Linked DNA regions of Homo sapiens: all the other regions are linked to region 3. A link is a loop called in an ENCODE intact Hi-C map of the cell type or tissue named here. Cell type or tissue: A673. All regions are shown on one strand.

Region 1 (5,000 bases), 650 kb after region 3:
GAGTATTCGGAATCCAGCAACAGTGGTCTTACTCACCTGAGTGTTCTTTCTTTGGTGACTTTGCTGTATCAAAAAGGAAAGAAAAAAAAATCAGCATTCTATGTCATTCAATTGTAATTCAGTATTCAATTGCAAATCAAATAATATTATGAAATTGTGAGAACAGAGGAATTTAAAAACAGTTACCTGGTTCCACATGTTTTTCTTTCTTTTCCTGTTCTGAAACATATTATTATTGTTATTATTATTATCGTTATTATTCTAAAGTTTATGAATCCCAACTTAATTGTTTTAACACAAAGAAACATGCATGTGCTGATGCCAGATTGCAGCAACTAATAATGGCTTACATAAAAAGGCTAAGATTATATACTTAAAATAATTCTTTTTTCCATTTATCTTGGGAGTTTCCTTATGGGGCAGCATCAAAATATTCTGAATATTAGAGGAATTTGAATTTTTTACAGATGATAAACCAGAAAAATAAAATAGAATCCATAAAGGGTGAAAAAAATTAAATTTGCTATTATATTAGATCAATATGAAATAAATTTGAGTCAAAATAGTAAGTACAAAAGATAATTATTACAGCTTTTTAAGAAATTGCTTAGTTTTTCTGAGACAGGGTCTTGTTCTGTTGCCCAAGTTGTAGTGCAGTGTTATAATTCTAGTTCACTGCAGCCTCCACTTCCTGGGCTTAATTGATCCTCCAACCTCGGCCTCCCAGGTAGCTGGGATTACAGGCACACACCACCATGTGTAGCCAGATTTGTAGTGTGTGTGTGTGTGTGTGTGTGTGTGTGTGTGTGTGTGTGTGTGTGGAGACAAAGTCTCACCATGTTGCCCAGGCTGGTCTCAAACTTCTGGGCTCAAGAGGTCCACCCACCTCAGCCTCTCAAAGTGCTAGGATTACAGGCATGAGCCACAGCACCGCAGCTTATTGCAGTTATTTTAAAATAATTCTCAGAAAGATGAAGATTAGCACATTTCACGTGGACTGCCTCTTCTAAGAATCTTCTTACATGGAAGAAATAGCTGTTAAGCTAAGACAAAGGCTTTGTGAGGCATATTTAAGACACTAAAATAGAAAAAGAAGTTTCAGGGTAAAACATTTGCCTTGCTTTTAGGACAAATGCTCCTTTTGGAGTCCTCTTTATATAGCGTTTCTTTTCAGGAATCTACTTTTGTCAATATTGTATGAGACAAAGCATTATTTTGTTCTCAAGATTAAGCTGACATTTACATTATAATAAGTACTAATTTTATAAGAATTGCAAGCACTAATTTTACATGAAGTGCTATCATCTACATTTCTATTCTTATTTATTTTGCCTTGACAACCTTGTCAAATTAATGTAAAAGAAGATTTTCAAGAAATACTTTAACATACCCACATTTTTATCTGATATTTTAAAGAAGAATGGAAAGATTCTTAAAGTTTTATTTAATGAATAGATTTTGAAGACTAGAATATGTTCATACTGAAAGAACTCTACAAACTATATTTTAAAAATATAGAGTGTCATAGAATGCTACGGTCATCACATCAATTTCCCAAGTATACAATTTTGTTAGTCAGGCTTCTAATTAAATAAGTGTGGTATAATGAGCAACTTATCCTCTTTTAAGACAGCCTTTAAGCAGCAAAACAAAAAAATGAAACAAATGGCTTGGCCAAGTGTTGCAGGTCAAAAAGAAGAAGCTATGACGATTTAGCTAAAATTAAACAAAATGAGAACATTATCAAATGTTGTCTGGCAAATGAAGAGCAATTAAATACATTGTTTAATTTATTGCTTAACTGAAGCTCTAATTATAAAACATTTCCAAGAAATTTGTGATGACAGTCACAAACAGTGATAACAGTCAAAAAAGTACTGGAAGCAGATTTGGACATGCATCAGAATCGAATACCAGCTATACATAAGATTAAAAGTTAAAATAAAGTCCCCTCAATCTTATCAGAAAGCTGAAAAATAGCTGTGCTAATTTGTTCATTATATAGGATAGCTCATGGTGTAATTATTGAATTACCTTAGTAAATATACATTGATTTACCCTTTAACTCTACAGGGACTGCAAACTCATGTTTATGGTTGATTTTTGAGGTCTCTTTCTTTTACTTTTTATTTTGAAAAAAATTATAGCTCACAAACATTTACAAAATGTACAGGATGGTCTCTTGTACTTTTCATCCTGTTTCCCTTAACCATAATTAAAAATATCTGAAAAGTGAACAACCTTTAAGTTGTGATTATTAGAAAAGTAGAAGCAAAATAAAATATAAAATTGGGGTGTACCATCGAGTAAAGCAACCCTCAAGATAAAAAATCCAAATCAAAGAAATTCAAAGATACAACACTAACAATAATAAAAGCAAGTCTAGATGATAAACCATAGCAAATGAGTGAATTTGAAAAGAACTGATAGGTGTTTTGAAGAAAACTATTTCTTCTCCTTATTGCTGCCCGAGTCACAATCTGAGGACCTTCTCAAGGAGGGAAACAGTTGGGTTGTGAATGAATGCGTGAAAAGGCATGTTTATTTATTAAGTGCATCAGTGCCCTGAAGATTGCCAAGGAGCTGCAGTGTGTGCAGGAACTTTTAAATCTTATAAACTGTAATAAAGGGCCTTAAGGCTATCTCTATATGTACTTTAATACTATTTTTCGAATCTCCAGTTGTTCTCCATTTTCCTGCTGGTGCAGCGTTTATAGAGTGCTTTCTGTATCTCTGTGCCAGTACTCATCAGTAGCTCTGCACACACGTAAATCTGGAACTGAGAGAACTCTCTGTAGATGGATTGCTCCCCCTGGCTGAGTTGTAGTATAATTTCACGAGTGTCTCCACAGGGCATTTTAGAGCATTTTTACAACGTTGAATGTCTCAGCATCCTTGCTTTTTGTAGGGCCAAAACACATAAATATATTTTAATTGGTATATATTTTAAAACATTTTTGATATCACTAGAATCTTAAAATCTATATTGCTGGTAATGTGCTAATTTTTAATAGTGTATTGAATAAGTTCAAGGGTTTTTTTTTTTTTTGCTTTCTTTTGTTAAATATATCTTATTTTCTTCAGAGGAGAACCTATATTTGTGAAAGACATACATTAAGTTATTGAGCTTGACTGAATTGTTAGCACACAGTCTTAATAGTGTTAAAGCAACAGTGGATGAGGCTGAATAGCAACCCTATTAGACAGAGCTCATAGTGAGTGTAGGGGGGAAATTATGTTATGGGAAAAATGTCATATATCACATGGGCATGCCAAAATATCTACAGATTACAAAAAGAAAGATAGGAAAAAAGTTGTAAAACTAGCCTGTAAAAGAACTTCTAGTCAATTTTCAAAGGACTGACAACTAACCAGATTAGGACTAAATTTACAAAAACATAAGTCAGTTTGGGTTAATGGAATGCAGTTTTACTTTTGATTACAAGCCCGTCAAGAGTATTGTTAGATGATTGCATGAGCTTGAGAAAGAGTTCTAAAAATGATTACTATGCTTCTCAGTCCACTCTAACCCCCAGACTGTGTATTTTTTCACTTGGACAAAAAACAACAGAGTTCACATGCATAAAACATAGGAAAAGCGGATTCAAAATTGCAGGTCTAAATACAGCAGCAGGCAAATAATAGTAGTAAAAAAAAAAGTACACAAATACACTGCATGCATTTCCTTACTTTTTCCCTTGGGTTGTTCTACTGAAAGAAATACAAACAAAATCATTGCTCTTAAAACTTTAAAGATAAAACGTACTACCCTACATATTGATTAGACTGTAATTTTTCCCACCCCTCCTTCCAATTTTCTCTCCTTAAATTTCACAATGAGGTGAAATTTCACAGTGAGGCTCTGAGGTATTGTTAATTACTGTAGGTGCTTCCATAATTTGATTGGCAAATATTATTTGACAATAAATTAACCCAGGATTATACTGTTTAACCATTTTAAATTATTTACACCTGATATGTAATAGTCTCTTAAACACATAAAAACACATGTGAACAAGTCTAGGAGGCACAGGTATACTTGCCAAATGAATTATTCAAGACCGAAAGGAAGAAATCAGTTCCTAATTGATGCCAGTCTATCAAAAAGTAATTTAGTGTGTGCTTTCTAGTAAAATAAATGTTTGATACTGAAAATTTTTCAATTTCTTGTTAAGTAAACATTTCTTTGGAAACAATTACTGTGAAAGGATATGCAGTATTTATTTCCATTACTGCGAAATACTTCTCATAGCAGTATTGTCAGAATAGATTTGGCGCTCTCTCTCTCTCTCTCTCTCTCTCTCTCTCTCAATCTCAATCATTTTTTCTTCTCCTCTATCCCACACATAATTCTTTCTTCTACATCAATCCTTTAAGAAGGTATGCTGTTTCATGGTTCATCAAACATAAGGCAGAAAAAAAGAAATATGTCCAGTACCTTCTGCAGGTTTTTTTGTTTTCTTGGAATCTGAAAACACAAAGATAAATTATTAATAAAACAGATACAATAAATCAACAGCTGATCAGCTCACAACAAATTTCTATAAACAATCAAATAAAATTGATTATTCAACAAATTGATCATTTGTATATTTCTAGAATATGAGACTTAGAAACTGTTCTGTTTTGTGGGAATAAGTATTAGAGTGAAGCAGGAGTGAGAAACTCTTTATAAAATATCTTATATTAATAATATTTTATAAAGAATATAAAACATTGAAAAATATAAAGGAAAATATACCCACATATAATTTATAAAGAAATTTTGTTTTGCCTATGTAAGTTAGTAACCTGTTAATAGAACATCAAACTGAGTAAATATATGCTCTGTTTCCATAAAGATGCTTAGGAGTTCATGAAGTTAACTTGAAACTTTCATTTGTTCAATCTAAGTCAGTCCAGGTGAATTATGTTGCACTGTCTTTGAATAATCAATACACTTCCAATATAGATATTCAGACATTCTTATGGTAATGGAAAAGAAATAGATTACTGTTGAC
Region 2 (5,000 bases), 980 kb after region 3:
ATATGTGCCTTTTCAAAAAAAGTTTACCAAACCCTGTTCTAAAGGGTACAAGGGCAGTAATCTTCATCATATCTCAATTTAATTCACCAGCCTGGCTCCTGAAATCAGACAGATGCAGCGGAGTCACAGTAGACTACCACGAACTCACAGGTATAGTAGTGCCGATTTCAGCCACCTTGAGAGATAGAGTGCTCTTACCGGAGCAAAGTAATATGGTCTCCAGTATGTGACATGCAACCCTGGATTTGGCAGATGCATTCTTCCCTTTACCTGTTATAAAAGAGGATCATACATAATTCACATGAACATGGAATAAATAAAATTATATGTTTATAGTTGCCCCATAGCTATGTAAACTCTCCTAGCTTCTGTTGAAAGACAGCATAAAGAGATCTGGATCATCAGAACATTTCGGAAACCATCACATCCATGATGTACATAAATAACATCATGCTAATTGGGCCAGAGGAGCATATGAGAGGCCTTGGTAGGACAGTCATGCTTCAGAGGGAGTGAGATAAATCCCATAAAGATTCAGGGGTCCACCATATGAATAAAACTTTCCAAGGACTGGTGTTTAGAAACAAGCAGGTATATCTCATCCAAGGTAACAGTTAAGTTATTTAATCTTGTCTTACTCGCAATGAAGAAGATAGTACAATACCCTACAGGTGTCTTTGCATTTTGGGGATAACATATTCTTTTTTTTTTTTTTTTTTTTTGAGATGGAGTCTCACTCTGTCACCCAGGCTGGAGTGCAGTGGTGTGATCTCAGCTCACTGCAACCTCTGCCGCCCAGGTTCAAGCAATTCTTCTGCCTCAGCCTCCTGAGTAGCTGGGATTACAGGTGCCTGCCACCACACCCGGCTAATTTTTTTGTAGTTTTTAGTAGAGATAGGGTTTCACCATCTTGACCAGGCTGGTCTTGAACTTCTGATGGCTCTGTCTCATATCCCAATGATACAAAAAGATGTTGGCTTTCAATTTACCCTAGAGCAGGAAAGGTCCCTGCAGTAAGTCCAGGCTGCAGAACAAGCAGCCCTGCCCTTGGGCAATACATCCAGAAGACCCTAAGGTATTAGAATATATTAATGGGAAAGGTACAACATGAGGAATTTATATTAAATCTCAGTGGGAGAATCCAAATTCAGACCACTGGAGTTCCCAAGAAGGACTTGACATCTTCAGAGGGAGATTACATTGGGGCTCAGAAAGCAATACCCCAAAATGAAGGCCTCAGTAGCCACCTCAGAAACAAGAGTATTTCCCTGACCTTCTCCTGTTCCCCTCTCTCTCAGTCCCATTCTCCCTGAGGCTAGCGATAGAAACTAGAATCCCTCTTCCAGAAGGTGGGTCATAGAAACAAGAACCTCTTTTACCCCAAAGCCAGTCATAAAACCTAAAAATATTACTCTACCTTTCCCTCTGTCCTATCTATGTAAAACTTGGCCATAAAAAGATGATCTGACCTATCTTTTTTGACTGTGGGTCATAAGACCCCCATTCCAGAGAAGTCCTGCCCCACACCCGGAAGGAAGGAATGCATGCTCACAGAGGTCAAGAAGATTCTAGACTGACAAGCCTCACTGGGCTTCCCTCACTCAATCTGTTAGCATTAGAGCATATCTTTTTGTCCAATCATATTTCTACATGGCTGTCTATACTTTGTTGAAGCTAAGCATTAAAATGGGCCATTTCCCCTGTGTCTTTGTGTCTTCATTCTGAAGATATCATTCTGTGTATAGACATTAAATTAATTTGTATACCTTTCCTCCTATTAATCAATCTGCCTCATATGAGTAATTCTCAGCAAAGCTTGAAGGAGCCAAAGTCTTTGGCCCCTATCTGATATACCTTTTGAGAAATGACTCCTTTTGTTCAACAGTGCCGTGAAGAGGCCTTGGCATAGCAGATGTTACAGTCTGATTTTTGAGTAAGTGGTACTGTTGAATCAAATTATCCCACCAGGGAAGAAGGTTTAGGATAAAATGGGTAATAACGGGAAGCAATAAAGATTATGGCAAGTAGAAAGGAGGCACAAATGAATCAAAACTCCAGGAAAGGAAGTGATAATATTATTCCCACAAGAGCATCTTGGAACAAGAGAATAATACTCTCAGCCATTTCTGTCAGATTATATTTTGATGAATGGCCAATGCTGGGAGAAATCACCTGATCTGTTTTCTGCAGAGAAGAAAAATAAAATTCATGCTTATTTACTAGCTCTTGTTTGGACTCCACCTGAATAATTTCGAAAAAGATGTAATACAGTGCCCCCTGGTGACTCAACTGACCAATAGCCAATTAGAACTGCTAATTAATTGTAGCTACCATTTTACTATTTATAGACTGTATTTACTACTTGGTTCTTTTTCAGATAACCAGAGAACTAAATTGCCTGTGAATTACACAAAGCATGGGTTCATGAACAGTTTAGCATCTGCGCACCGTGTGTCAGTTAATCAAGATGGCAGCACACTGCTAAAGGAGTTGCCTGGGAATTATAAGAAGCACATTGCTCTTGGCTGCCTCGTGTGCCAGAGCTAGCTTTTCCCTTCTGACCATATCAAATGTGAATGTAGACTGAATAACTTTCGGGAAAGTAGAAATAGAACCAAGAGAGCCCTGAGGAGAATGAGAAATAGGAATAACATAGTTATATACCATAGAACAACATGCCCATTTGAAGTTTTATGAAACACCCAATATTTTGGGCGTTTATTATGTACCTAAATTGTGCCCATGCTACAAATGCCTGAGAGTAACAACATATATGGTGGCCCAATCAGCATGCATCCCCATCTAGCCAGACATGACATGGGAATATTAGAAAGTGGTCACTGATAACCGGGTCCGGCAAAAATATCCTTTCTGAAGGCTCATTATTGTGATAAAAAGAGCTGCTAATACAAATTCATACTGCATTACAAGGAGGCCAATAGTAAATGTGGAAAGAAAATGAAGTGATTTGTGAGTGGGATAGAAGTATAATCAAGCTAACAGAACACCATACCCGTTATCAGTACTAAGTGAGGACTTATCATCTCTCCCAGTGTTTCAGTTATCTATTACTGCATAATAAACCACCCCAAAACACAGGCACTTCAACATCAATGCTTATCTCCAGTGGTTCTGAGGGCTGACTGGGCTCAGCTATGAAGTTCTAATGTGGGTCTCGTAGGTGGTTATAATCAATTGGTGGCTGAGGCTGGTGTCTTTTGAAGACTAGATGGGGCTGCATGCTTAAGAAAAAATTTTACTACCGTAGCTAGCACCTTAGCTGGGATGGATAGAATAGATAGGAGCTATCTGGGGGTCTCTCTCTGCAGGATAGCTATACGTAGCTAACTCAGGCTCTCTCATAGCATGATGGTCTCAAGATAGTCAGACATTATACATGAGGTTGACTTTCCCCAGTGTGAGCATTTCAGGTGAAAGCTTCAAGGCTTCTTATGAAATAGCCTTAGGAATCACAGAGTTTTACATCTACCACATTCTGTTGCTCAAGAGTGAGTCACTGGCGTCAGAACTGAACCAATGAAAGACTCTATACTGTGTTGTCTCCGGACAACCTGAAAGTCTTACTCCAAACAGCTGCATATTATGTCAAACATTATGTTAATCCCTCTGATGCAGTCAAGTGGTTTTTGTTTTTACTAATAGAATTAACTGAAAATCAGTTGGTAATCCCCAGGACACAAAATACTGATTTGAAGCCTGCCACTGATAGAATACCTCTGAAAAATGACTTGGTGAAAAGGAAATAAATGTGTAAAAAATTATACACACACTTTAATAGGTACATATAAAGAAGTTCAAATCACTTTTGATGACTGAAAACTAGGAAGAGAGTATCAACGGGGGATATGGTCATAATTAACATATATTATAAAGATAATTTCAACTCTCTATTGATGATTCACATTCTGGTAATTATTGGGATAGTCATAGATTTATATATTTGTGTTAAAAACTGCAGAAATTTTTGTAAGACTTTAAAAAGAGATTCCTGAGAAACATGAAGCAAGGAGAAACGGATGCAGGTCAGAGGATGGCCTGGGAAGGACAGATTTCACAGGAGGTCTGAAACTATCTCCTCAGAGGTATTCAAACCATCAGATTCTCAACTGGGGAAGGGATAAATTCTTAGGGCAAAAAAAAATCTTACTTCTTATGTATAAAGTACAAATAGTATACAAGATAATAAAAATTGCGGCATAAAAATTTCATGGGTTACGTTTAGAAAAAATGTATAAAAAGTTTCTGTAGATGGGTAGTAATGACAAAAAGATTGAGAAATCAGGTCTTAAGTCAATTTTGCCTTGGACAGACAGCCTTGTATATGTTCTAATGGCATTTACTATCTGAAAAATAGCTAAATTTCTGATCCATGGGGCTTTTAGCATAATATTCCCATTTTGCCTAGATTGCTAATTATTACCATACCAGAAATTTATAAACTTATGGAGTTCAGTTGCCTAGAAAGTGGACGTTAGACAATACGCCCTTTTATTTTATTTTTTTAAATTTTAGTTGTGAGAGTTCTTCATATGCCCTGGTTACAAGTCTTTTATCAGATATGTAATCTATAAACACTTATCTCAGTCTCTGGCTTTTTTGTTTCATTCTTTTAGCAATGTCTTTCAAAATCAGAAGTCCTCAATTTTGATAGTCTAATTCGTAAATATTTTCTTGTATGGTTCATGCTTTTAATATTGTATCTAGGAAGTATTTGCCAAACCCAAAATTAGAAAGATTTTCTATTAGCTTTCTTCTGGAAGATTAATGTCATTGTGTTTTACATTTAGTTCTATGATACATTTTGAGTTAATTTTTGTACATTATGCAAGATGTGGATCAATATTCAATTTCTTGCATATGAATAGTTGTTCTAACATTATTTGTTAAAAAGCTGTCTCTTTTTCCACAGAGTTGTCTTTGTACTTCTGCCAAATATCAATTGACTATGGGTGTATAGACCTATTTCTAAGCTTTCTAGC
Region 3 (5,000 bases):
GCAAGGTGGGTGGATCACTTGAAGTCAATAATTCAAGACCAGCCTGGCCAACATGGTGAAACCCCGTCTCTACTAAAAATACAAAAATTAGCTGGGTGTAGAAAAATAAAAATTAGCTTGATGTGGTGGCATTGTCCCAGCTACTCGGGAGGCTGAGGCAGGAGAATCACTTGAACCCAGGAGACAGAGTTTGCAGTGGGCCGAGATTGTGCCACTGCACTCCAGCCTGGGCAATAGAGCAAGACTCTGTCTCAGAAAACAAAAACAAATTAAAATAAAATAGCTAGAAGGAGGATGTTGAGCATTCTCAACACAAAGAAATGACAAATGCTTGAGATGATGAATATGCAAATACCATGATCTGACCACTCTAAATTGTATGTATCAAAACATCACTATGTACCCCATGAATATGTATAATTATTATTTGTTAATTAAAAAGTAAAATAAAAAAAGGATATAACCAAAGCTCACTAATCTGTTACCCTGTCTGTGGAGCCTGGCCCCTCAAGTTCAAAGTACAGCTCTGCCATTTGCTCTTATGATTTTGTTCATTTTATTCCTTGTGCTTCCATTTATTCAACATGTAAAATGATAAATTATTATGAGGATTAAGTGAGTGAATATTAGTCATTGATAAGGGCAGTGCCTGGCATACTAGCAAAAACTCATATTATTATTATTTGCCAGAACATAAAGGATGATAAAGACTTTAAGTTGAATGTTCTAGATCTGTTGATTTTTTCCTATGTTATTTGCCAGTATAGATTTCCTTCTATTCTTCTGCTCTTTTCTTTCCGCTAGCAACACCTCCGTGGCTAAAAACAGGACTGATTAATCAGACTGAGTCCCTTTTTTTTTTTTAGTGTTACTGATGACAACTCTCAGAACATTAAAAATCTGCAGCCAGTTAAAAACTGGAAGCGTTGGCTCAAACAAAGGGCTGGGGCAATGTTGTTGTTACTTGTTAAAATCCTAGAATGGATTTCTCAGTGGGCACACATCAACAGAAGTCATCATCATAGGCCGGGCGCAGTGGCTCATGCCTGTAATCCCAGCACTTTGGGAGGCCGAGGCAGGCGGTTCATGAGGTCAGGAGATCGAGATCATCCTGGCTAACATGGTGAAACCCTGTCTCTACTAAAAATACAAAAAAATAGCTAGGCATGGTGGCGGGTGCCTGCAGTCCCAGCTACTTGGGAGGCTGAGGCAGAAGAATGGCATGAACCCAGGAGGCAGAGGTTGCAGTGAGCTGAGATCATGCCACTGCACTCCAGCTGGGGCAACAGAGCAAGACTCCGTCTCAAAAAAAAAAAAATCATCATCATAGCCAAATTTCTTGTGACTGGTGATTACTTAGCACATAGTAGATCCTTTTGAATCTTCATAAAAAATCATATAAAATAGTTGTTAATGTTTCTCATTTTTACAGATGAAGAAAATGGATTCAGAGAGTATCTTTGAGAGTTCACACAAGGAAGTGCAACAGTGACTTAGGACAGGGCTCTCAGAGTTTGGATGTGCACAGCCTCTCTTGTACCAAAAGTCCCCTCTTCCCCAAACCAGCTCATTCATGAGCATATTAGATTTGTCTGAATTTACTCAAAATTCTTAGGGAAATTTAAAAGTTGTATAAGAAGAATAACATATGAGCCAAAATGAGCACTGATATCTCAAAACAGCAATTTTATTTATTTATTTGGCTTTATTCTTTCATTAACTCATATTTTACCTCATTCCAGAAATGATTTTATATGGCAAGCTGTTGGTATTGTTGTCATTTAATTTTCCATTAACTTGTAGAGCCCTGAAGGAGTGCAGAGTTGGTGAGAAGACTGGGATTCTTTGGGGTGGGAAGTAGTAGCTGGAAGAGAGGCAGAGAAGAAAGGCTCCCCATCCTTGGCTCGGCTCACATTCAGCTTGGGGCTAACCATGGTTGTGAAGAGGGCACATGGACATTCTGAGACACAAACTGCATCTGGCATGAACTAACTATGAACATTTTTAGAGAAGGGCCACATAGGTAAGTGAAATCATCTCATTTGTTCCTCAGTGATAAATTTCAGAGGCTGAATTATTTTTGGCAATGTTGATGGCAGAGAAGCATCCGAAGTGCCAGATGGGTCGCTACAGAGACCTCAGGGAACCATAAGAAAGCCAGAAATCTGAAGAAAAAAAAAAAAAGTCTCACCTTAGAGTCTGTGGAATTGAGCTCTCATAGTGCTTTAGGCATACCAGATATTCAAATAGTCCTGTTTTATAACGTATTTGTCACCTAAATTGAATTTCCATTAGTGGAAGGGATTTGTTTTTTACATATTGCCTTTCTTTGATGTAAAATTGTGGAGAATAATAGGAGAAAAAGCATGGGGCTGTCGTCAATAAATGCGGATTTGGTTCCAGGATTTTGACCTAAATTTAACCTATATTGACTACGTGCCTTTGGGTACATTATTTTCACCCTGGGCAGTTTTTCTTATTTGAGAGAATTATTCAAAACTGACACTAGGTGGTGCTCTGCTCCCACTGGCTCTACAAAAAATTTAATCGAGGCATGCCTGAGGTTTCCAGTTTGTTTCACCAATTCTGCTACATATGTTGGTCAGGATTACTGCAAAAACAAAACAGCAACCAAAACTATAGTATTTCCAACACAATTTTTTCAAGAGACACAAGAAAAATATTATAACAGTGTGCTATTCTGTGGCTACCAATTTTTTAGGATACCCTATGTTCTTAGGTACCAAAAGAAGGTGTTCTAATATAGCTTAAAAATATACTTCTCCCAAAGGAAAAATAAATCATTATGTTAAAAAGATACCTACACCAGTATATTTATCATAACACTATTCATATTAGCAAAAATGCAGAATCAACCTGTGTCTATCAACAGATGACTGAATAAAGCAAATGTGGTACAATACAACGGAATACTACTTAGCCCTAAAAAGAATAAAATCATATCTTTTGCAGCAACATGAATGGAACTGGAGGCCATCAGAAAGTTTCTGGGTTATTTTACTTAGTTACAACATGTTCTCACTCATAAGTGGGTACTAAATAATGCATACATACAGACATAGAAAGTGGAATTGTAGACATTGGAGACTTGGAAGCGGGTGGGAGTGAGATGAGAAATTACCTATTGGGTACAATGTACACTATTCAGGCGATGGCTACACTGAAAGCCCAGACTTCACCACTAGGCAATATATTCATGTAACAAGATGATACATAAGCCCTAAATCTATAAAAATAAAAAAATACACTTCTTAAGAATATATGGGGAGCAAGGGGAGGAATAGCTTTAGGACAAATACCTAATGCATGCGGGACTTAAAGCCTAGATGATGGGTTGATGGGTGCAGCAAACCATCATGGCACATGTATACCTATGTAACAAACCTTCACGTTCTGCACATGTATCCCAGAACTGAAAGTATAATGAAATAAAAGCTAAAAATAAATAAATAAAAAGAATATAAAGTCTATCACTTTTTCTGATGTGTAACAAAGAGTTCCTTTTTCTGTGTAACAGGGTCATCTGGATCTTTTTAAAAAAAAATTTAAAATAGCAATACACAAATGTTTTATTCATTAAAATCAAATTACAAATAATCCTGAGTTCTCTACAAGCTTCAATTCAAAATAGACCTCTGATGTCTTTCAAGTTTAAAGCACTGTTTTCAATTGTGACTTTTAGACTTGGAAGAGCCCCTGGCAGTTTGAACTCAAGTAAATGTGTAAATGCTATGTGAATATGTGGTTTTGTTCTTGATTTAATTCAAAATATCATCTTATTGCTTAATAGTTCCCCTTCCAATTAGAAGAAAGATTGGTGTCTCCTAAGTGGAGGAATTGGGGTTAACAAGATGATTATTCCTGTTTTTCCAAGAGCAGGAAGGAAAATAGGGAGAACGTTTTCCACAAATCCCACTGTGTGTTATGTGGGAAAGTTGAATGCACAAAGGGGACGCTGGCCAGGTAGTCTTGGTGAGGTTCTATTGGGGTGAGAGATTCTGAGCACAGCTTCTGAAATCTCTGGAGTGCTTTCGCTCTACAAGAAGATGTACATTCAGTGACAGGCCCACATGTGGGTAGTTAACAAGGGGAAGGAACAGATAGTATATAACTAACCCTTAGTATGTATTAAAACTGTTCTCAGTGCTTTATGAGATTATTTAATTCTCACAATAGGCCAACATATGAGAAAATAGGCCCAGAGACGTACTGTCCAAGCTCACATGAGTAAATGTTAAAGCCAAGCTTCAAACCAAAGCAAGTTTGTTCCAGAATCCATGCTTTTAATCACTAATCTACATCATCTCCCCAAATGAGAGCAAACACACAGTGATACTGTTGTAAGTGCTTTATTCACATTAACTTTTAATTTTCACAACAACCTCACGACACAGGATTTATTCTTGGTCTCCTTTCACAGCTGAGGAAACTGAAGCACAGATTAGTTAAAAGGTTAAGATGATAATTAACGTTGAGGGTGTGCTTAAAGACAAGACTGCCTCTTAAAGTCTGTTTGAAGGGCACTCAGCAGGTGCAGAATTGAGCTCTGATCCCCACCACCTTCTTTTTTCCCTGGGGTTCTTCTTACTTGGGTAGATCCATGCTGCACAGCCTCCGAAGGCTTTGGTCTAAGCCTACGGATAATTTTGGTTCCTGGTGCCTCTTGTCATAGTTGGGATTAAAAAAAAAGACACTAAGTATAGAGGAAGAACAGGATACACTTCCTCTGCACTGAGCTCTACACTTTGAAAGAGCGCTGCTTTAGCAACAAAGTTCTGAGGCAACTTCACAGACACCTCCTGCTCCCTAGCACCAGCCGGCTCTCCAGGGGCACCATCTTCCTAAGTTTTCCCTTTTAACACCACAGTCAAGAAGGGCTTGGGTCTCCTCCCCAGGTGCTTGTCACCTACTGGTAATTAACGAAATGAATCATTTCACTCTTCTGATGAAACATCTGCTTCCCTATAGCAACGGATGTT
Region 4 (5,000 bases), 590 kb after region 3:
TGATCAGAAAAAATAACTAATGGATATTAGGCTTAATACCTGGGCGATGAAATAATTGGTACAACAAACCCCATGACACATCTTTGCCCGTGTAACAAACCTGCACATCCTGCACATGTACACCTGAACTTAAAATAAAATTTAAGTAACAATAATAAAATAGACATAAATACTTAATGTAAACTAATAATAGGAAATTGTTAGTGCATGTTACTTTTTCTATTATATATCATCAGTAAAATAAAGCATAAAATACAATGTTATGCAAAGAGGAAAGGACAACATAATGCACCTTTTATCTGATTAGTGAGTTTTCACTACTCCAGTAAAAATGCTAACAATAATAAAGCAATTTTTTGTACGCAGTTTTTCCTTTTCTGAAGATATATCTAAAGTTTATTTGTAACTTTTGATGTAAACACTCAATATAACATTTTATCTCTATTATGCTTTTTTTCTGCAGTTTAAAATTGTTCAACTTTTCATTGATCTTCCAAAGAATGCATGTTTTAAAATTATATAAAATTACTTTAAATGGGCATGCTTATTCACTAAAAATAAGAAAATAAACAATTTATTTTGATCTGATGGCAATGCTCTTAAGAGAAATGACTTTAATAATTTAATATTTAACATATACATAGAAGGGTGATTTGTAATAACTGCTTAAATATAGATTAAAATTTGTGCAAATGAATATATGCAAAAATTTTTAGACCAACATCATGAATGTCTGCTTTTTTGTAGTATCACTTTCACTCTACAGAGAGATATAGATATAGATACAACTTTCTTTTGGATAGATATAAACATATAAATCTCCTTATAAAGATACAAAATACTTGAATTAGGATAAGCCATAGAAAGACTATAATTGAAATTTTCCTTAGGATTTAGTGTCTTCCTTTTCTACATTTTCCCATATTCTATGATATTCATCCACTCAACCTTCATCACTAGCCTTGAGTGCCCAGCTAATCTCTTGACTTCTTCCCTTGCAAAACCTGTTTTTAGAAAGTCTATTTTAAAAGTATTTCAGCTTTCAAATTAATGGCCAATAGGTCAATGGATTACTTCTCCATAAAATATTTGCACATTTAATTGTGTGAAAGAAAAGTGTTTAATCTGTTAGGTTGAACCATGTGGGACTCCTTTTTTGGAGATCAAAATGGTTGAAAGTAGGTAAATACAGGTTCATAAAACTCAATCCATGATAATAATAAATTTTAGGCATTTGACATGCTCTGTATGGAGCCTCTGACATTTAAGGTGCCCTCTTAGCATTTCATAAACAGTGTTCAATTGCCCAGTAAATAAACAAAGAGCAGCGTATGTGCTAATGGTTCTAGTGCTTTGATAAACTTACCCAAAATCTGCTACCAGAAAGCAAGGAATTTTTGTTAACTTTAGCATACATTTAGTTTTATTGCTTATTACTTGTAAAATATATGGCACATAGCATCAGTATTTTTTTAATGTTTTGGATGTCTAAATATTTTATCCAGCCAGGATTGTAAAACTGTAAAACTAGCTTTCTTCCAACCAAACAGAACATCTCCTTGTATGTAAATCTTACAAAATATCCTTACCTGCTTTGGACATCTTTTCATCTTTTTTAGTTTCAGGTTCTGGGGCAAAACGTACACATAAACACGTACAAACAAAAGGGAAAAAAATAACATTTGAAAAATAGTCAGTACAAAGTGGATTAATAGGTAGGCTTCACTGATTTTTCTTGTCTGTTTTCAATTTCAATTATAGTTATATACTGTTATCAAAATATTAATGGAATATGTATCTTTGGTAAATTATAAAGTAACTTAAGCAAAAATACTTTGATTTTAAAATCCAGTTTGCAAAAAAGTTTCATGCTAATCAAGTAATTTGGCTTCTTGTCTTTAATAAAAGCCAGGACTTATAATTTATGCATTCTGAAAATATTGCAAATTAAAAAATTAATAAAAATTGCTCAGAAGAAAAACGTCATAAATTTTCCTAATTTGACCAACTTAAGCAATTTTGTCTTTGACTACCATACATTTAATTCATGGGGCTCCACCTAGTGGTTAATATAATTATTGTTTTCCTAGTATTTCCGTTAGTATCAATTTTATAAAATAAATCAATTTTACCTAAATTTAATATAATAATATAGACAATTGTGACATAAAGTATCTTGTTCTCTTATTGTCCTAGGACAATGTCTTTTGTCCAGAAATTCTGCATTCTAAAAACACCAGTATAGAATAAATTCATACCTTTTTTAAACTATTCAAGTAATACTCATAGCACAACCCTAATCAATAAGATAGTTGACTATATTTTCATGTTTCCAGTCTATCCTTTTATCTAACCAACTTTCCTAGGCTTTATAATTATCTGTTCTTGGTATAGAGTCTTCTTTTGATTAATGGAAGAGTCCAGGTACATTACAGTTTTCCTCCCTCCAAACAGCAGAAAAAACTGACTTCATAGTTGGAATACCTACTGAGCATAAACTATGTATAAGGGATAATGCTACCAGCTTTATTTGGGTTTTAGTCTAGCAGTGTCTCATTTTCTGTAGTTATAATTTTAAAAACTAATTTGTTTAACTGCAGAATTTTATATAATAAAGAATGTCATAGACTTTTACACACTACTTCCGATAATACTTGAGTGCACCTTCTGTAAAAAGTAGTATCAGTGCTATTAATGCACTCTGACACTCTTTGGCACATATTTCTCCCCCTTTTTGACACATTCACTTAGCTTGGTAGATACACCCTATTTTAATGTTTTCTATGTGCCACAGTATTATAGAAAATTTTGTTATTGTCTGTAATCACTCTTTAGATTTTAAGCTCCATTAGTGCAAGAACTGTGTTTTGTTTATTACTCAAATATCAGCACTGGGTGAAATATCTGATATGTGGTATATGATCAACAAATATTGTTGAAGGAATGAATGAGTGAAATAAATGGAATATATAGAATGACTAAAGGCTCCCTGTTGGGTATCTGAAGTCCTAGAAGAAGTTGATTCATCTTATGACTCTGCAACTAGAGATAAAAATTCAATGTCACATAGCTGTTGCATTTATATTTTATTTTAGAAACTTAAAAAAATAAGTGATGTCTTTATGTGTCCAATGATAGCAAATATGGCCTGCAACAATTCAATGATACCTTCAATTATTGGGTTTCCTGGTGCTATGTTTTGTCTCAGTCAGTTTAGGCTAAAGTTAATTCCTATCTAATTACTTAGTCTACAATACACAATTCTCTCTTTTGATGGTGAGTTCTGATGAGATTTTGGCTTCACTGGAAAGGAAACAACTTTTTCTTTTCTCTAATAGTTCTTTCTTTATTGAATCTATGCTAGGTCAACAGTACAGTTTAAACTTTCAAGCAAATTAGCACAATTCTAGTGATGAGAATTATTTTTTCTGGAGTACTTATGGCTCAAGTGCTGGTCAATTATTGACTTGCATTATTCCATTATTTTATGAAGTACATGCTATTTTAATCCCCATTTGGTAGATGAAGTGACTGAAACTTACGGAAGTTAGTTTGCGGAACCTCATTCAGCTGCTAAGTGGCAGAACCAAGATTCCATTTTCCCAACCTATTTCCCTTCACCCGGGTCATATCCCAAGGTCTGGATAGAATGATCTTGGTCTCCTTCTTAGTTCTGTTTCCGAAGTATGGCTAATTTGAATATTTGGATTTCTTAGAAATGAATTCCCACAAATTTAAATCTTTTCTTCCTAGGACACAGTTCATTAGCATTTTGCTCATCAATAATAGGTATCTATTTGAAACAGCCTTGCTTCCCACTCTGCACACGGCTTTCACTCCTGTCAATCATATTGTAATCTTGAAATGAAATCTTCTCAGCCTTAATGTTTGTCAAACGATCTTTTGGAAAAAATAAAAATTGTGGAGAATATTTATACCAACTATGGGTACAATACAACCAGAACCAACTTCGATCTTGTACACAGAATTTTGTAAGCACTCCTATGAAAAGGTATTATCTAACGTGTGGCTGTGGGCCCTCTTACTAGAATAGAACTACTGGCTTTAGTGTTATGTGAACAGTAATGCTAAAGATGACCTTAGGACAAGTTCTTTTGGTGTATGAAGAGTCGGTTTTTGGGTTTTATAATCTGACTTTAAAAGCAAGCTCATTTCCTAAGTTTTGTGACCTTGGGCATTACTTAAAACCTCAAGTCTTCATTCTGTCATTGCTAAAATGGAGAAAATAATGTAAAATTGATGTGAGAATTAGAAGTGATGTATATAAAGAGCTTAGCTATTTTTAAATTATGCTCATAAACTTAAATTGCATGATCTTTCAAAGTAATTTTCTCTTTTTTTTTTAAACAGAATTGGGATTTTACCCTTGAATACTCAAGGCAGGAATTGATATGTGAGAAAGTGGCAACGGATTTTCTAAGTTGAGCAGCTCTTTTATTAGGCTACTTGATTTTTAAGAACTCAGTGCACTCATTTTGTAGATGATATTTCTACTGACAGTAAAGTATTTTTTGAGCCATATGAGATTACAGTTTCTAACTAGGATTTATTTCAAGCCATATAAAAACAACTATATATATATTTACATATGTGTGTATATATATAAACTTTATATATGAAGCTTAATGAAAAGTTATAATGAGATGCTTCAGGAAACCAAGGACAGTTGTTAGTTAATACTGGCCATTGGGACTGGGAGGCCAGAGAGACAGCAGGCGAGCATTTATTTTTCATTCTGTCTTCACTGTTTAATTGTTTTCTACCACAATTATTCTTGTATAATAATACAATATCTAATTTCTGTAAACATTTGCCACTGAAGCCCTTCGTTTTGGGCTACACGTACAAGCATTGGGGAAATATGGAACCAAAAAGTCCCCATGCTAAGTTGTTGAGGCAGGCAGCCTGCCATTTCCTATGCAGCACTGACTTTTCCAGGCTGTTGATTTCATTTGTGAAATGTAAATTGCTGATGGGCC
Region 5 (5,000 bases), 110 kb after region 3:
CGTGCATGCTCCCCTCCCAAGCACTAGCAGGCCACTGTGTATGTGGACAACCCACACCAAGAGAAGAATCAGGGGAGAAGGAACGCAAGACCCAGAATCACGCCAACATATAAAACCCCAAGTCGGGCCGGGTGCAGTGGCTCACGCCTGTAATCCAGGCACTTTGGCAGGCCGAGGCGGATGGATCACGAGGTTAGGAGTTCAAGACCTGCCTGGCCAACATGATGAAACCTTGTCTCTACTAAAAATACAAAAATTAGCCAGGCGTGGTGGCGGGCACCTGTAATCTCAGTTACTCAGGAGGCTGAGACAGATAATTGCTTGAACCCGGGAGGCGGAGGTTGCAGTGAGCCCAGATCGCACCACTGCACTCAAGCCTGGGTGACAGAGCAAGACTCTGTCACCAAAACAAAAACAAAAAACAAACAAAACAAAAACAAAAAAACAAAACCCAAGTCAAAAGGTCAAACCCTGCACTTGTCCTTCAAAGTCGCTTGCTTGGGCCTCTTCCAAATGTACTTTTTTTTTCTTTTGTTCCTGCTCCAAAGCTTTTTTTTTTCTTTCCTTTTCTTTCTTCCTTTCTTTCTTTTTTCTTTTTCTTTTCTTTTCTTTTCTTTTTTTTTTTAAGACAGGGTCTCACTTTGTCACCCAGGCTGGAGTGTAATAGCGTGATCTTGGCTCACTGCACCATCCACCTCCCAGGCTCAAGCAATCCTCCCACCTCAGCCTCCTAAGTAGTTTTTTAAAAAATTTTTTTGTAGAGATGAGGTTTCACTATGTTGCCCAGGCTGAGCTCAGATGATCCACCTGCCTCAGCCTCCCAAAGTGCTGAGATTACAGGCATAAGCCACTGAGCCGTGCCCCTGCTCTCAAATTTTTAAGTCAACTTTCACTCATGCTCTAAAACTTGCCTCAATCTGTTCTTCTGCATTATGCCCCTCAGTCGAATTTTTTCTTCTTTGAAGACAATAATTGAGGTGGCTGCAGACCCGTATGGACTCACTGCTTGTAACTCAGATACTCACCACTGCTAACAGTTTGATTCATTCCAGGTACCCTATCTAATATTGCTCAGAACATTAGACAGAAAGACAGAGGAGTTTACTTAGTGCTCTTCAGATGCACGGTGTGGATGCTTTCTTTCTCCATTTCTCTAGCAGCCCTGTACATTTCCAACCAGAGACACCCACACATACCTATAGAGTTAGGACAAAGACACAAGGCTCCTAGGTTGGTTTTTACTTTAAGTAAAATTCTGTGAAACAGGGATGTGAATTAAATATTCTGAAATAAGTCAAATATTTGGATTAAGAATTGCCCTAAAATAGAAATCACCAACCCCATACCAGAGATGGATTTAATTAAAGTCACTTAAATACCTGATCCTGATAAAATCATTATGATTTTCGCTGGTTGCGGGCTTCATATGCAATGGTAAAATGCAATTTGGGGAGTATTTATTTTGAGATGCCATGTTAAGTCAATGCCCAAACTAATCTCCACAAGCCCTTTGATGACACTTTAATTCAAGCCAACAAAATGGTGTGTGAATTTTATTAGGGGCAATACAATATACAAATAAATTAGTTTAAACTATAATTTTTCTCTGTCATACAAATACTTTATTGACCAGAGAGCAACTCTTTACTGCCATCCCCTGATCTGTTGTGGAAATACTGCTTCTACTGGAGAAAACTAAATTATTCTATGATAGTACTAAGAAAAGAAAATTTAGTCTTTTAATCCCATGGATAAAGTTAAATGGCTTCTTTTCTAGGATGCAATATTGCCTGGATTTCAAATTGCTGTACATTAGCTTCTCCCCAAAAGTAATAAGAAACTATAGCATTTAGTTGATGCTATCTTAGAGCCCCGGGATCTCTTAAGTGGTGCTAACTTTTCTTCTCTTTCCGGAAATATTACTCATTCTCATTAAAAAAATAGATGTGGGAATAACTAAATTGAGTCAAGCTCACTCACTGATATAGCTTTACTTCACACAAAAGGGCCTTTCTATTGAACCTGTGGGTATTTAACTGAATTCCAGTAGCTCAAATACAATTTTATGAGAAATTCGTTGCCCCTTTCTTCCAGCCTGAATATGAAATTAAAATAGGCAGGAGAAGTTGAGAGGGTGTCCTGTTTAAGCAGGGTGGTTAGACCATTTACATTCAAGTTTAATATTGATACATGAGGTTTCGATCCTATCACGATATTGTTAGCTGTTTGCTTTGTAGTTTCTGCTGTGTTTTTGCTTTCTGGGGTCTGGGGGCTTTGTACTTCAGTGTGATTTCTGTTTGTTTTAGAATCATGGAATGTTAGAACCAGAAGTAAATGAGAGTCAACAAATCAGGTGCTAGCCCTTTGTGATAGTTAATACTGAGTGTCAACTTGATTGGATTGGAGAATACAAAATATTGATTCCAGGTGTGTCTGTGAGGGTGTTGCCCAAGGAGATTGACATTTGAGTCAGTGAGCTGGGAAAGGCAGGCCCACCCTTAATCTGGGTGGGCACAATCTAATCAGCTGTCAGCATGGCTAGAATATAAGCAGACAGAAAAATGTGAAAAGAGACTAGCTTAGCCTTCCCAGCGTGTATCTTTCTCCCCTGCTGGATGCTTCCTGTCCCCGAACATTGGACTCCAAATTCTTCAGTTTTGGAACTCTGACTGGCTCTCCTTCCTCCTCAGCTTGCAGACAGCCCATTGTGGGACCTTGTGAACGTGTGAGTTAATATTTAATAAACTCCCCTTTTTATATATATATATATATATATATATATATATATATATATATATATTCCATTAGTTCTGTCCCTCTAGAGAAACTAATACGCCCTTGCTGAAACCAAGGTCCAGAGAGTGAAGTGATGTTCAAGGTCACATAGCAAAACAGAGGTTGATTCTGCTACCCCTGATATCCTCTTCCACATAGGCTCTTCATGGTCTGAGTTTGGAAAACTCATCTTGTCTGTGTGCACCTGGGTTGTGATAGCTTCCCCAGCTTTCATCAAACCCTTAATTCTGTTGTGCTGCCCCCTGGTGACAAGGATTATCTACTACAGCTACAGAATTTGGCCCAAGCATGCTCCTCCCTCTGTATTCATTCAGTTGACAAATATTTATTGAGATCTACACTATGCCAGTCACCTTCTAGACACTGGAGCTTCAGTAGTAAAAAAGCAACGCACTATCTCTGTCAAACACATTAAATAACACACAAGGCTATGGAGATGATATATCAGAGAAGGGACAGGCATAGTGGCTGGAGAATTGCAAGTTTAAATCATGTGTTCCTAGGTTGACCTCTCTGGAAATAAGACGTTTGAGACAAGATTTGAAGGAAGTGAGGGCATAAGCCGTGCTGGGGCCAGGGGAAGCATGGCCTGGGCAGCAGAAATGTGAAGATGCCAAGGATCAAGAGGGCATCTGCTGGTTCTGAGGAACGGTAAAGAGGCCATTGTGCTCTGAGCTGAGTGAGATGCAGAGAATAGAGACAAGCACAGTGCCATGCAAAGGCAGAGAAGGGAAGGACCAGTGGGGCCTGCAGGCTGGAGCAAGAGTTTGGTTTTTCTCTGGATATGGGGACTGTTGGTGCCGTGACTCGGATCGGGGGACCTCCCTTGGGAGATCAATCCCCTGTCCTCCTGTTCTTTGCTCCGTGAGAAAGATCCACCTACGACCTCAGGTCCTCAGACCGACCAGCCCAAGGAACATCTCACCAATTTTAAATCGGGTAAGTGGCCTCTTCTTACTCTTCTCCAACCTCTCTCACTGTCCCTCAACCACTTTCTCCTTTCCACTCTTCAATCTCTCCCTTCTCTTAATTTCAATTCCTTTCATTTTCTGGGAGAGACAAAGGAGACACGTTTTATCAGTGGACCCAAAACTCTGGCACTGGTCACGGACTGGGAAGGCAGCCTTCCCTTGGTGTTTAATCATTGCAGGGACGCCTCTGATTATACACCCACGTTTCAAGGGTGTCAGACCACGCAGGGACGCCTGCCTTGGTCCTTCACCCTTAGCAGCAAGTCCCGCTTTTCTGGGGAAGGGGCAAGTACCTCAACCCCTTCTCTCCTTGTCTCTACCCCTTCTCTGCTTTTCCAGGGACAGGGCAAGTACCCCAACCCCTTCTCTCCTTGTCTCTACCCCTTCTCTGTTTTTCTGGGAGAGGGGCAAGTACCCCTCAACCCCTTCTCCTTCACTCTTAGCGGCAAGTCCCGCTTTTCTAGAGGAGGGGCAAGTACCCCAACCTCATACCTCTGTGCCCCAATCCCTTATTTCTGCACCCCAACCTCTTATCTGTGTGCCCCAATCCCTTATTTCTGTGCCCCAACCCCTTATTTCTGCACCCCATCCCTTATTTCCGTGCCCCGACCTCTTATCTCTGCGCCCCAACCCATTTTCCCACTTTTCTGGAAGGTAAGAACCCCCGAACCCCTTCTCTCCATTTCTCTACTCTCTCTTTATGGGCAACCTTCTACCCTCCATTCCTCCTCCTACTCCCTTGGCCTGTGTTCTCAAAAACTTAAAACCTCTTTAACACCTGACCTAAAACCTAAATGCCTTATTTTCTTCTGCAATGCCGCTTGACCCCAATACAAACTTGACAGTAGTTCCAAATAGCCAGAAAATGGCACTTTGAATTTTTCCATCCTGCAATATCTAAATAATTCTTGTCTTAAAATAGGCAAACAGTCTGAGGTGCCTGACGTCCAGGCATTCTTTTACACATCAGTCCCTTCCTAGTCTCTGTGCCCAGTGCAACTCGTCCCAAATCTTCCTTCTTTCCCTCCCACCTGTCCCCTCAGTTCCAACCCCAAGCGTCACTGAGTCTTTCTAATCTTCCTTTTCTACAGACCCATCTGACCTCTCCCTTCCTCCCCAGGCTGCTCCTCGCCAGGCCGAGCTAGGTCCCAATTCTTCCTCAGCCTCCGCTCCTCCACCCTATAATCCTTTATCACCTCCCCTCCTCACACCTGGTCCGGCTTAGTTTCGTTC

What was found. Hi-C counts contacts between places; a loop is a spot of excess contacts. Peaks named below come from ENCODE experiments on the same cell type or tissue, not always from the same donor. Only the 100,000 strongest peaks of a DNase experiment are listed, where the experiment ranks them.
Region 1: a loop joins it to region 3, with 8 times the contacts of the local background. A loop is called at or near these places in 6 of 110 quality-filtered maps.
Region 2: a loop joins it to region 3, with 3 times the contacts of the local background. A loop is called at or near these places in 4 of 110 quality-filtered maps.
Region 4: it touches region 3 in a loop (6-fold over the local background); 61 of 110 quality-filtered maps call a loop at or near these places.
Region 5: a loop joins it to region 3, with 7 times the contacts of the local background. A loop is called at or near these places in 104 of 110 quality-filtered maps.

Annotation. Positions count from the first base shown.
Region 1 is chr6:123,377,680-123,382,679 of GRCh38, forward strand. It overlaps TRDN (triadin), which reads right to left. Exons shown (of 41, transcript NM_006073.4): 15 at 4,439-4,468; 16 at 3,691-3,711; 17 at 187-219; 18 at 37-63. Among named protein-coding and RNA genes, the nearest start is that of TRDN-AS1, 59 kb to the right of the region's middle. In A673, a CTCF peak has its summit at 2,822; a DNase peak (open chromatin) is centred at 2,792; H3K4me3 peaks cover 643 bases; H3K27ac peaks cover 3,159 bases.
Region 2 is chr6:123,713,181-123,718,180 of GRCh38, forward strand. No RefSeq gene overlaps it. Among named protein-coding and RNA genes, the nearest start is that of TRDN, 79 kb to the left of the region's middle. In A673, CTCF peaks have their summits at 2,298 (motif pointing left) and 2,304 (motif pointing left); a DNase peak (open chromatin) is centred at 1,991; H3K27ac peaks cover 1,759 bases.
Region 3 is chr6:122,728,472-122,733,471 of GRCh38, forward strand. No RefSeq gene overlaps it. Among named protein-coding and RNA genes, the nearest start is that of FABP7, 49 kb to the right of the region's middle. In A673, a CTCF peak has its summit at 2,507 (motif pointing right); a DNase peak (open chromatin) is centred at 2,540; H3K27ac peaks cover 821 bases.
Region 4 is chr6:123,314,868-123,319,867 of GRCh38, forward strand. It overlaps TRDN (triadin), which reads right to left. Exons shown (of 41, transcript NM_006073.4): 24 at 1,590-1,628. All of the region lies in intron 1 of LOC124901393 (a long non-coding RNA gene), which reads left to right. Among named protein-coding and RNA genes, the nearest start is that of TRDN-AS1, 120 kb to the right of the region's middle. In A673, a CTCF peak has its summit at 2,066 (motif pointing left); a DNase peak (open chromatin) is centred at 2,054; H3K27ac peaks cover 669 bases.
Region 5 is chr6:122,836,623-122,841,622 of GRCh38, forward strand. No RefSeq gene overlaps it. Among named protein-coding and RNA genes, the nearest start is that of SMPDL3A, 50 kb to the left of the region's middle. In A673, CTCF peaks have their summits at 1,681 and 3,043 (motif pointing left); DNase peaks (open chromatin) are centred at 1,829, 2,609 and 3,029; H3K4me3 peaks cover 371 bases; H3K27ac peaks cover 2,192 bases.